2 separate regions of the Homo sapiens genome follow, and region 2 is linked to region 1. The links are chromatin contacts, found by Hi-C or POLR2A ChIA-PET in ENCODE. All regions are on one chromosome and are shown on one strand. The core of a region is the stretch at or near the end of the contact, and the rest is flanking DNA. Distances in the headings are between cores, read along the strand shown.

Region 1 (5,817 bases), core at 163-2,662:
AGTAATTTACCTAATTATTTTCTTTTATTGTTCCTTTTAGGAAGAAGTGAATAGAAGAAAAGAGGGTGTTGCAAATCAAAAGCACATAGAGATATCATCTTACACCAGTCAGAATGGCTATTCTTAAAATGTCAGACAACAACAGATATTGGTATGGATTCTTCACAGATGTTAATCATCTTCGTTTTTTGTTTTTTGTTTTTTTTTTTTTTTTTGAGACAGTCTTGCTCTGTCGCCCAGGCTGGAGTGCAGTGACCCAATCTTGGCTCACTGCAACCTCTGCCTCCTGAGTTTAAGCAATTGTCTTGCCTCAGCCTCCTGAGTAACTGGGATTACAGGTATCCACTACCACTCCAGACTAATTTTTGTATTTTTCGTAGAGACAAGATTTCACTTGATTGGTCTCAAACTCCTGACCTCAAGTAAACCTACCGCCTTGGCCTTCCAAAGTGCTGGGGTTACAGGCGTGAGCCACTGCCCCCGGCCTAATCATCGTGTTCTAGTCTGCCCTCCAATGGGAGAAACAAGTAAAATTATGCCATGTGAGGATTATTCACCAATTTATTTTAATTACTTTTTTCTTTATAACATTTAATAAGATCACAAATTATATAAAATAGTTATCAGCTTTTTGGGAAGTTACTTTTGCTGGTTTCTTATAAAACTGATGGAAGATACAAACACTATTAAAGAACTGTTTGCATGTTGCAAATGATGTCCAAAGTCCAAACATTGTTAATAATTAATACTCCAATAAACATCATGTCAGAATTTCTGTTTTCTTTTCCCTTTGAACCTTTGCAGGATTGCCACATCATCAGGACCACACCTTCATCAGGAATGAATATTCCTACTACAATTAAAGAAGAAACAAAATTAATTTGTTGGTGAAAAACGTAAAAAGAGAAATTTTCTTTGGTTTTGTTTAATTTCTTTATTGAGGGTCACCACTAAAAAAAAATGCTCACTGGTCATTCTTTTGAATACTGTCTGAGAGAAAGATGTAAGATGGTTGATTATTTCAAATGACAGAAGATAAAGATGGGATATCATCATGGCATGAACAAAAACAAGATTTGTAGCTGGAGGTATTTTATAGTCTAACATGATCACCAATCATTCTATAAACCTGTTGGATGAGTTTATCAGACAGACAGAGAGAGAGATTGATTGATTCTGAATAGAAAATTTCACTTTAGAAAAAAATATTTTGACTATATAATAATGTATGTAAAAATTCTCTTTGATAAGAAACGAGTGAACTGGATTCAATTTTCCTCACAGCCTGTGTAATACACCATCACTTGCTTCCTCCTACATGCCATTGATTAGCCCCAGGGAGCAGTGCAGCACTGCCTGCCCATGTTTTACATAACCCCTGAATATAAATGCCAGATGTTGCTGAAGGAAACAGGATCTGCTTAGTGAAAGAAGTGGCAAGCAATGGATCCCAAATATCAGCGTGTAGAGCTAAATGATGGTCACTTCATGCCCGTATTGGGATTTGGCACCTATGCACCTCCAGAGGTAATAATCACATTTTCAGCATTGAGCATTTAAAAGAGCAAAGCTAGAATAAGTGAACGATGACCTGGGTTGTTCAGCTTTGTGTTTCTGTTACCCTGAGTGACTCACGTGGTCTGTCTTACTGGGCTAGAGCTATTCTATGTTCAAAGAGAAAAGGTAGTCAATGTTTGTTTTGCACTGAGGTCTGTCATATGGTAATTTACTGCTTATTTTTATTTTATACACTGTTTTTATATGCTGTTTCTGTGTATTGCCCAGCTTGGCAGAATATATAAAACTCAACAGTGAAGAACACTGCCTGGCAGTTCCCTTTCTAGGAGATGACTGCAGTGAGAATGGTTTCTCCATTTATTTCTGTGGTTGAAGAAATCTTTTATTCTTCTACTAGACGTGATCAAAAGAAACATTTGTGGTAACAGCACCTAAAGATGGGGTGTATGAAAACTGTTGGGAGAGTACTGCTGAGCTGCCGCGTGGTCTTGAGCATGACACAGTAATACTGGTCCTGGACTTAATACAATGCCCTGCACAACTCTCACCTCTAGGAAAATTATCTGAAAGGAAAAATAACTTTATTCTAAGGAAAACCTAGAACCTCACAAGAAAAATTTTAAATTTTTGGTCCGTGTTAATATGCATCAGATTTGTATCAAAATGATAGGGGTGGCCCTCTGACACGGAAGTGGGCAAAATGGAGACATTTTTTCTAGACTGAGCTATTTCTACACTGGAAGAAAACTTGTATTCCAAGACTACTAAGTGTGTTAATAAGGAGTAGTCACATAAAATTTTTGTCTAAATTTGATCAACTATACGTTGTAAGAATTTACAGAGAAACACCTTGAAGACCATCGACAGGAGTGGTTCACTTTGTAATGCAAATTGGCATGAAGGAGAAGTAAGGAAAAGCACAACACGGAAGCTCTAGCCTTGGTAAACCTTGAGTGCCTGCACAGCAAACAGAGGATCAGGGTTGGCATCAGGGGAAGGTAGTGCAACCTGGCATCTAGTTCCTTTTAATTTCACTAGAAAAAGAAAGCTTCAGAAAAGCTTATATTAAAATAGAAAATTGTTTCATTTACGGTTTTGTCATTTAAAAAATATACCTTTCAAATCTTTATCCAAATTTGGTAGATAAGTCAATAATTTTAAATTTCACTGAAATTATATCGTTTCTAAAAGAGTTGGTCTTATTTTTTAGGGATAAAGCGTACCTTACTAATCTCTCACAGGTCGCAGTTAATTTCTTAGGTATAAATCTACATCCTTGGAATGTATGTCTTTACTCCTAGTATTTAGTTCTGTCATGCACACAGAATGGCTAATGGCTGTGTAGAAAGGAGTTAACACAATAGACTGCCACCCGTAGATGCGCCTGTTTTCAAAGTTGGAGCCTGGCTGGTATCTGAGAAGTTGAATTTCTCACCCCTTCCTAACTGATAAGGGTAGCATCTATAATTAACTGGTTGTACAAAGTGTGGGGTTTCTGTATACCTGCTTTCTTTACAAGACCGGAAGTTTGGTGTGTGCTATACAGACTGGGTCAATTTAACCAGCACCCAGTTAAAATCTTGGGAATTGAGTCTCCAAATAGCATCCCTTGTAGTCAACATTTCCCCTATGTTGCCAAAATGTGATGCTGGAGGAAGTCAGTGTGTTTCCTGAAACATCACTGAGAGACGAATCATAGGAACTTACACCGTATTCTTACCATAATTTCTTCCATGTGCCTTTTTCCATGTGTTAATTTCACTATATTAAAAATAATTAGGAGTGTGTATGCAGTGACTCATGCCTGTAATCCCAGAACTTTGGTAGGCCAAGGCAGGTGGATCCCTTGAGCTCCGGAGTTTGAGCCTGGGTAACATAGGAAATCCCATCTCTACCAAAAATACAAAAACTTAACCAGGCATTATCATGCCTGTCTGTGGTCCTAGCTATTTGGGAGGCCAAGGTGGGAGGATCACTTGAGCCCAAGGTAAAGAAGGTGGGGGTGGGGGCAGATTTTGTAGTGAGCCAAGATTGTCCCACTTCACACCAGCCTGGGTGACAGAGTGAGACTCTGTCTCAAATAATAATAACTATTTATAAGTTGAGTCTTGTTAATTTTTCTAACAAATGACTGAATCTGAGGTTGTTGTTGGGAAACTCCATGCTAGTGATTAACCAGTAACTGCCTGGGACTGAAGAGGTCCAGGGATACCCAATCTTTATTACTAACCAGGAAAGACTTCAGCAAATTGGGATGGGTTTATCACCCCACATATAGAACCAACCCAAGACACGAGGATAATGTGATTTTTGTGAAGGTCAGTGCTGGTGCCTGAACTACTGATAGGGATGTGCTGGGAAGGGAAGAGCGTGGTCCCTTTAAATGATACAGAAAGCGGGAAGGGAAGTGCTGGCTAGAGGAGGACGTGGTCCCTGGCTACGGCTCCACCGCCTCGGACCTAGGTGAGGACAGGCATTTTTGTTTTCCTGCCCAAAAGTTGCATTTCCCAAGACCACCCTGGCCTGCCATGCCCCCATCCTGTGCCTATAAAAACCCCAAATCCTAACAAGGCAGAGACAGAACCGGGTGGACTTTGAGAGGATCACATCGGCAGAGGAATACACAGGTGGCTAGACATCTAGAGAAATGCACCGAAAGGCACCAGTACGCCAGCGGGCCACCTACTGGCAGAAGCAGAATGACGCTGAGTTTGGCTGGGGCAGTCAGAAGACAGTCCAGGCTGCTGAGCAGCCGGACTCTAGGGGAAAACGTTCCTACTCCATCCCCTTCTGACTTCCCCCCAAGCTACCTCCACTCAATGAAACCCTGCACTCATTCACCAAGCCCAGGTGTGATCCGATCCTTCCGGTAAACCAAAGCAAGAACTCAGGATACAGAAAGCCCTCTGTCCTTGCCATAAGGTAGAGGGTCTAATTGAGCTGGTTAACACAAGCCTGTAGATGGCAAAACTTAAAGAACAAAACTAAAAGAGCACCCTGTAACACATGCCCACTGGGGCTTCAGGAGCTGTAAACATCCACACCTAGACACTGTCAACGGGTCATAGTCCCACAACCTGCCCCCATCTGTATGCTCCCCTAGAGGTCTGAGCAGCGGGGGCCTGAAGAAGCGAGCCACACCCCCACTGCACACCCTGTGAGGACAAGGGAACTTTTCCTGTTTCACTACCTCTCAAGCACATTGATCACCAAATACTACCTTTCGTTGCTCCTTCAGGTTCCGAGGAACAGAGCTGTAGAGGTCACCAAATTAGCAATAGAAGCTGGCTTCCGCCATATTGATTCTGCTTATTTATACAATAATGAGGAGCAGGTTGGACTGGCCATCCGAAGCAAGATTGCAGATGGCAGTGTGAAGAGAGAAGACATATTCTACACTTCAAAGGTACTGTGCCTATGATGAGCATGTATGCACATGTGTTTAATGGGATTGTGTGGAGATGACAATTCTGTAACTGGTTCAGTAGTTGTGGGTGAATTGTGCTTATTAGTTCCAATTTATTCACACATATTCAGGTATTAAAGCTAAAATAAAAGGCAGAGAATGATGATGCCTTTCTCATCATTGTTGTGTTCAAATTTACTACTTGAAAGTTACTTTAGGTTTTGAGCCTCAGCTCAGATCAGTATAATTATTTTATGAATTCATATTTTAATTTCAACAGGTTTTGGGGTACAAGTGGATTTTGGTTACATGAATCAATTCTACACTGGTGATTCTGAGATTTAAGTGAAGCTGTCAGGCGATCACTGGACATCGTACTCACTATGTAGGCTTTTATCCCTCACCTCACTCCCAACCTAACCCACACTGAGTCTTGAAAGTTCATTATATAATCTGTATATCTATACATCCTCGTAGCTTAGTTCCCACTTATAAGTGAGAATGTACAGTGTTTGGTTTTCCATTCCTGAATTACTTTACTTAGAATAATGGCCTCAAGCTCCAAGTTCCTGCAAAATATATTATTTCATTCCTTTTTATATATACACTATTCCATGATGTATATATATATATACCACATTTTCATTATTCATGCATTGGTTGATGGGCACTTGGATTGGTTTCATATTTCTACAATTGTGAATCATACTGCTGTAAACATGTGTGGGTATGTGTTTTTTATATATAATGACTTCTTTTCTTTTTGGTAGATACCAGTATTAGGATTGCTGAATCAAATGGTAGATCTACTTTAAGTTCTTTAAGGAATCTCCATACTGTTTTCCATAAAGATTACACTCATTTACATTCCTACCAGCCGTGTAAAAGTGTTC
Region 2 (5,508 bases), core at 2,632-5,131, 38 kb after region 1:
AGCTGCACTATCTCATAACAAGAGAGTCAGCCTGTCCTTTGAAGATTTGAAGCCAGCTATTGATTTCTCTTGAGACATAAATGTCCTACATGGCATCATCTTTCAATAAAAGGCTATCTTTTCTACATTGAAAATCTATAGTGTAGCTACCTTCATTAATGATCTTGGTAAGTCTGGATAACTTGCTACAGCTTTTCCAGCACCACTTGCTGCTTCACGTAGCATTTGTTATAGAGATGGTGTCTTTCCTTCAATCTCAAACCAATCTCTGGTAGATCCCATGTTTTCCTCTGCAGCTTCCTCATCTCTATCAACCTTCCTGGACTAGAAGAGTTAGGGTTTGCTCCAGACTAGGCTTTGGTGGAAGAGAATGTTGTGGCTGGTGGACCCACACTGTCAAAACTTTCTCCATATCAGCAATAAGGCTGTTTTGTTGCTTTCTAATCATTTGTGTATTTACTGCGGTAGTATTTGAATTTAAGAACGTTTCCTTTGCATTCATGATTTGGCTAAAAATTAGTGCAACACGCTGGATGTGGTGGCTGACACCTGTAATCCCAGCACTTTGTGAAGCTGAGGCGGGCAGATCACAAGGTCAGGAGTTTGAGACCAGCCTGACCAACATGGTGAAACCCTGTCTCTACTAAAAATACAAAAATTAGCCAGGCGTGGTGGTGCATGCCTGTAATCCCAGCTACTCAAGAGGCTGAGGCAGGAGAATCGCTTGAACCCAGGAGGTGGAGGTTGCAGTGAGCCAAGATCGTGCCACTGCACTCCAGCCTGGGTGACAGAGCGAGACTGCCTCAAAAAGTTAGTTCAACAGACCTAGCTTCCAGCCTATCTTAGCTTTCAACATGCCTTCCTCAGTAAGCTTAATCATTTGTTTTCAAGTTAGAGATGTGCAATTCTTCCTTTCACTTGAACACCTAGAGGCCATTGTAGGATTACTAATTTGCCTAATTTCAATGTTGTTGTTTCTCAGGGAACAGGGGAGGGTTGGTGCTGAGAAGGAGAGAGACTAGGAAACAACCAGTTGGTGGAACATTCAGAAAACATTTATCGAATGTTCGCCATGTTATCTGGTCACAGTTCATGGCTCCCAAAAACAATTATAATAACATCAAAGATCACTGATGACAGACCAGTAAAACAGGTAAAATAATAAAGTATGAAATATCTTAAGAATTACCAAAATTTGACCCAAGGACATGAAGTGAGCATGTGCTGTTGGAAAAATGCACCCGTGGACTTGCTCAAAAGGGATGTCACTAATCTTGAATTTGTTAAAAAAAAAAAAATGTAATATCTGCAAAGTACAATAAAGTAAAGAATAAAATGGGGTATCCCTTTTTGATAAATGGGTCAAATCATGAAAAATATAACACGTGTAATGGTTCATTTTATGTGTCAACTGGGATGTATTAAATGGTACCTCGACTACCATTACAAAATGGTAAAGCATCATTTTGGGGTGTATCTGAGGATAATCCTGGAAGATACTGGCATTTGAATTAATGATTAACTAAGGAAGTGCCACCATCACCACTATGGGAAGGCACAATCCTATTGGCTGAGGGCTCAGAAGATAGCAGAGGAAAGGTGAATTTGGTCTCTTTCTCTTTTATGGAGCTGGGACACCACTTTTTTCCTCCCCTTTGAAATGAGAGCCCCAATTTCAGTGGTCTTTGAACTCTAGGACATCTACAAGTGGCTCCCCGGGCTTCAAGCTTTCAGCTTCAGGCTGAAAGATAAAGTATTGGCTCTGCTGGCTCTCAAGGCTTCATATATGGACTGAGCCATGCTACTGGCTCCCTGCTTCTCCAGCTTGTAAATGGTATATGGTGCCTCCATATGCCTCCATAATTACATGAGCTAATGCTCCTGATAAATCCCCTCTCACATACACATACATACACACACACACACACCAACACACAATTGGTTCCGTTTTTTAGGAGAACCCTAACTAATAGATTTTGGTAACAGGAGTGGTTCTAGAGGAACAGGAATCTAAGTATAAGTTTTCTGTACTGGTTGATTGGTTGTGGGGTTTCTAGATTGTCTCCCTAAGATTAGACTTGAAAACACTGAGGACTATTTTCAGTAATACAGAAAACAATGATAGTCCATGGCCTGAATTGTTTATAGAGATGTACAAGACATCTGCAATCATACTCTACTTAATGACCCATAGGAGGCAAGGAAATTGGTGACTCTACATGAGATACTTTTTCACATTAGTGGAAAAACTAAAGAATATAATTAGTTGGTTGGTGGCACCTAATGTTGCCAGACAGTGTTAAGGGAAAGACAAGGATGAGCTCATGGGTGAAATTCCCAGATCAAGCAATGCATGGGTTTGTTGGGAAGGAGAATCTTACGTCCTGTAGCCACAGGGCTAAAATTGCTGAAAATCAACACAAGTGACAAAAAAAAGCACAATGAAAGGAGAAAAAAAGACAGATAAATTGGACTTCATAAAAATTGAAACATCTTTGCGTGAAAAGAAACTACAAAGAGAATCCGAAGGCAACCCACAGAATGAGGAAAATATTTGCAAGTCCTATTTCTGATTAAGCTGAATTTGACAGAATTACATAAAATAGTTTATTGGATTACATACATGGGAAGGTCAAGACATTATTAGACTTAATTCCAAGTTGTCTTCAAAAACATCCTCCTTTTTTCTCTTGTATCTCTGCATTTTATAGCTTGCTTTTTGTCCCAGTATTTACATTGGTGGAAAATATGACCATGGGACAGTTCAAGACTCAAGGTCGTTAATACATGAGAGTTCTGTAGACCTTCCAATATCCACTGGGTCGGGGGACTGAAAAGAACATTGATTGACACTGTTATGCTCTTTTATCTGCCTTTGGACCATCATATGTCCAAAGGTATAAGAAACTGGTTGTCTACCCTGGGTCAAAACTGCAATCCAGTATTGCTGAACTTTAAGGTTAGGTAACTACTGCCTTTCCCAGTGAAAAGCATTTCCACAAAGCAACATACAGGGAGCAAGAAAAAGTAACTTAAGTCAACTAGGAGACCCCATAAGAAAATGGTATTAGTACATATAATAGATGCAAGATGTTAGATAAACCTATCTTCTAAAGACAATTCTAACAATTCTGTATGTAAAACACTTTGCAAACACCAGTATCTGAATCATTGCACCACTTTCCTCGTGGAGGTTTAATGTCCCAGGCCTAGATTTAGCTGGGAATACAGCTATAGGTGGGGACATCAATTTATGATGGTGGTAAAACCACTGCTTCTAAGTATTCGTTATTCTTTTCCAAGTGTGATATTGGCCCTTCAATTTCCCACAGTGGAGTCGAGTTTCAGATGTAACTTTTAGTAAGAATTTAAAGATAGTTTGGAGAATCACAGAGAACAAAACAGAAAATAACTTAGAACTACCCAATGTGGCCATGCTCAGAGCTCAGTTTCATTTACTTCAAATATTTACTGCACATTGACTATGCATTAGGTGAGTGCAAAAGTAATCGTGATTGAGCAATTGGACTTGGCAGCCTGTCTTGACACACCACTGTGCTGAGTGTTTGAGGAAGTGTTTCAACAGATGGCTGGGGTTAGTGTGTGTCATCATATTTGAGCGAGGATTAAGAGAAGGCAGGCTGCCTTGCTGAAGCTATGTGGTCTTCAAGTGAGAGTTGCAGGCAATAGAACTACTTTCCTTTTGGAGTAAAAGGAGGAATTCATTTTCAGTAGCCACAAGAAAAGTTTTTTTTTTTTCCAGGGTGGCTGGCAAAATGGCCAAATAGTAACAGCTCCAGTCTGCAGCTCCCAGTAAGATCTACACACAAGGCGGGTGATTTCTGCATTTCCAACTGAGGTACGTGGCTCATCTCACTGGGACTTGTTAGACAGTGGGTACAGCCCACAGAGGGCAAGCAAGCAGGGTGGGGTGTTGCCTCACCTGGGAAGTGCAAGGGGTCTGGGAACTCCCTCCCTTAGCCAAGGGAATCTGGTAGGGACTGTACCTTCAGGAATGGTGCATTCTGGCCCAGATACTACACTTTTCCCACCGTCTTTGCAACCCACAGACCAGGAGATTCCCTCGGGTGCCCAAGACACTAGGGCCCTGGGTTTCAAGCACAAAACTGGGCAGCCAATTGGGCAGACACTGAGCTAGCTGCAGTTTTTTTCATACCCCAGTGGTGTCTAGAATACCAGCGAGACTGAACCGTTCACTCCCCTGGAAAGGGGGCTGAAGCCAGGGAGCTGAGTGGTCTAGCTCAGTGGATCCCACCCCCCAGAGCCCAGCAAGCTAAGATCCACTGGCTTGAAATTCCCACTGCCAACAACAGCAGTCTGAAGTCAACCTGGGATGCTCGACCTTGGTGGAGGAAGGGGCATCCACCATTACTGAGGCTTGAGTAGGCAGTTTTCCCCTCAGTGTAAAACAAAGCCACTGGGAAGTTCAAACTGGGCAGAGCCCACTACAGCTTGGCAAAGCCACTATAGCCAGACTGCCTCTCTAGATTCCTCCTCTCTGGGCAGGGCATCTCAGAGGCAGCAGCCCCAGTCAGGGGCTCATAGATAAAACTCCCATCTCTCTGGAGACAGAGAACCTGGGAAAAGGGGCTGCTATAGGTGCAGTTTCAGCAGACTTGAAAGTTCCTGCCTGCCGGCTCTGAAGCGAGCAGATCTCCCAGCACAGTGCTTGAGCTCTACTAAGGGTCAGACTGCCTCAAATGGGTCCCTGACTCCCATGCCTCCTGACTGGGAGACACCTCCCAGCAGAGGCCAACAGACACCTCATACAGGAGAGCTCTGGCTGCCATCTGGCAGGTGCCCCTTTGGGATGAAGCTTCCAGAGGAAGGAACAGGCAGCAATCTTCACTGTTCTGCAGCCTCTGCTGGTGATACCCAGGCAAACAGGGTCTGCAGTAGACCTCCAGCAGACCTGCAGCAGAGGGCCCTGACTGTTAGAAGGAAAACTGAAACAGAAAGGAATAGCATCAACATCAACAAAAAGGACGTCCACACAAAAACCCCATCCAAAAGTCACCAGCATTAAAGACCAAAGATAGATAAATCCACAAAGATGAGAAAAAAAACACAGCAAAAAGGCTGAAAATTCCATAAACCAAAACACCTTTTCTCCTCCAAAGGAGCACAACTCCACACCAGCAAGTGAACAAAACTGGACAGAGAATGAGTTTGACGAATTGACAGAAGTAGTCTTCAGAAGGTGGCTAATAGCAAACTCCTCCAAGCAAAAGGAACACGTTCTAACCCAATTCAAGGAGGCTGAGAACCTTGAAAAAAGGTTAGAGGAATTGCTAACTAGAACAAACGTTTAGAGAAGATCATAAATGACCTCATGGAGTTGAAAAACATAGCATGAGAACTTCGTGAAACATACACAAGTATCAATAGCTGAATTGATCAAGCAGAAGAAAGGATATCAGATTGAAGATCAACTTAATGAAATAAAGTGTGAAGACAAGATTAGAGAAAAAAAGAATGAAAAGGAAC

Evidence for each region. Hi-C counts contacts between places; a loop is a spot of excess contacts on that map. ChIA-PET counts read pairs that join two places held with the same protein, here RNA polymerase II (POLR2A). Pooled maps may share reads with other maps.
Region 2: a map of Caco-2 shows a loop between it and region 1 (4-fold over the local background). The contact joins the enhancer-like site here to the promoter of AKR1C4 in region 1. A Hi-C loop is called at or near these places in 2 of 168 maps with a recorded cell type or tissue (Caco-2 and Calu3) and 1 of 50 pooled maps. POLR2A ChIA-PET finds 5 or more read pairs at or near these places in 2 of 52 experiments (Caco-2 and PC-9).

The regions. Positions count from the first base shown.
Region 1 is chr10:5,195,425-5,201,241 of GRCh38, forward strand. AKR1C4 (aldo-keto reductase family 1 member C4) reads left to right here and starts at 1,413. Exons shown (of 9, transcript NM_001818.5): 1 at 1,413-1,527; 2 at 4,757-4,924. The coding sequence starts at 1,444. RefSeq lists a silencer at 4,529-4,752.
Region 2 is chr10:5,230,735-5,236,242 of GRCh38, forward strand. No RefSeq gene overlaps it. Among named protein-coding and RNA genes, the nearest start is that of AKR1C4, 37 kb to the left of the region's middle. Within about 2 kb of position 3,882, at least 3 of the 41 ENCODE cell types and tissues checked have a DNase peak (open chromatin) inside an H3K27ac peak, as active enhancers do.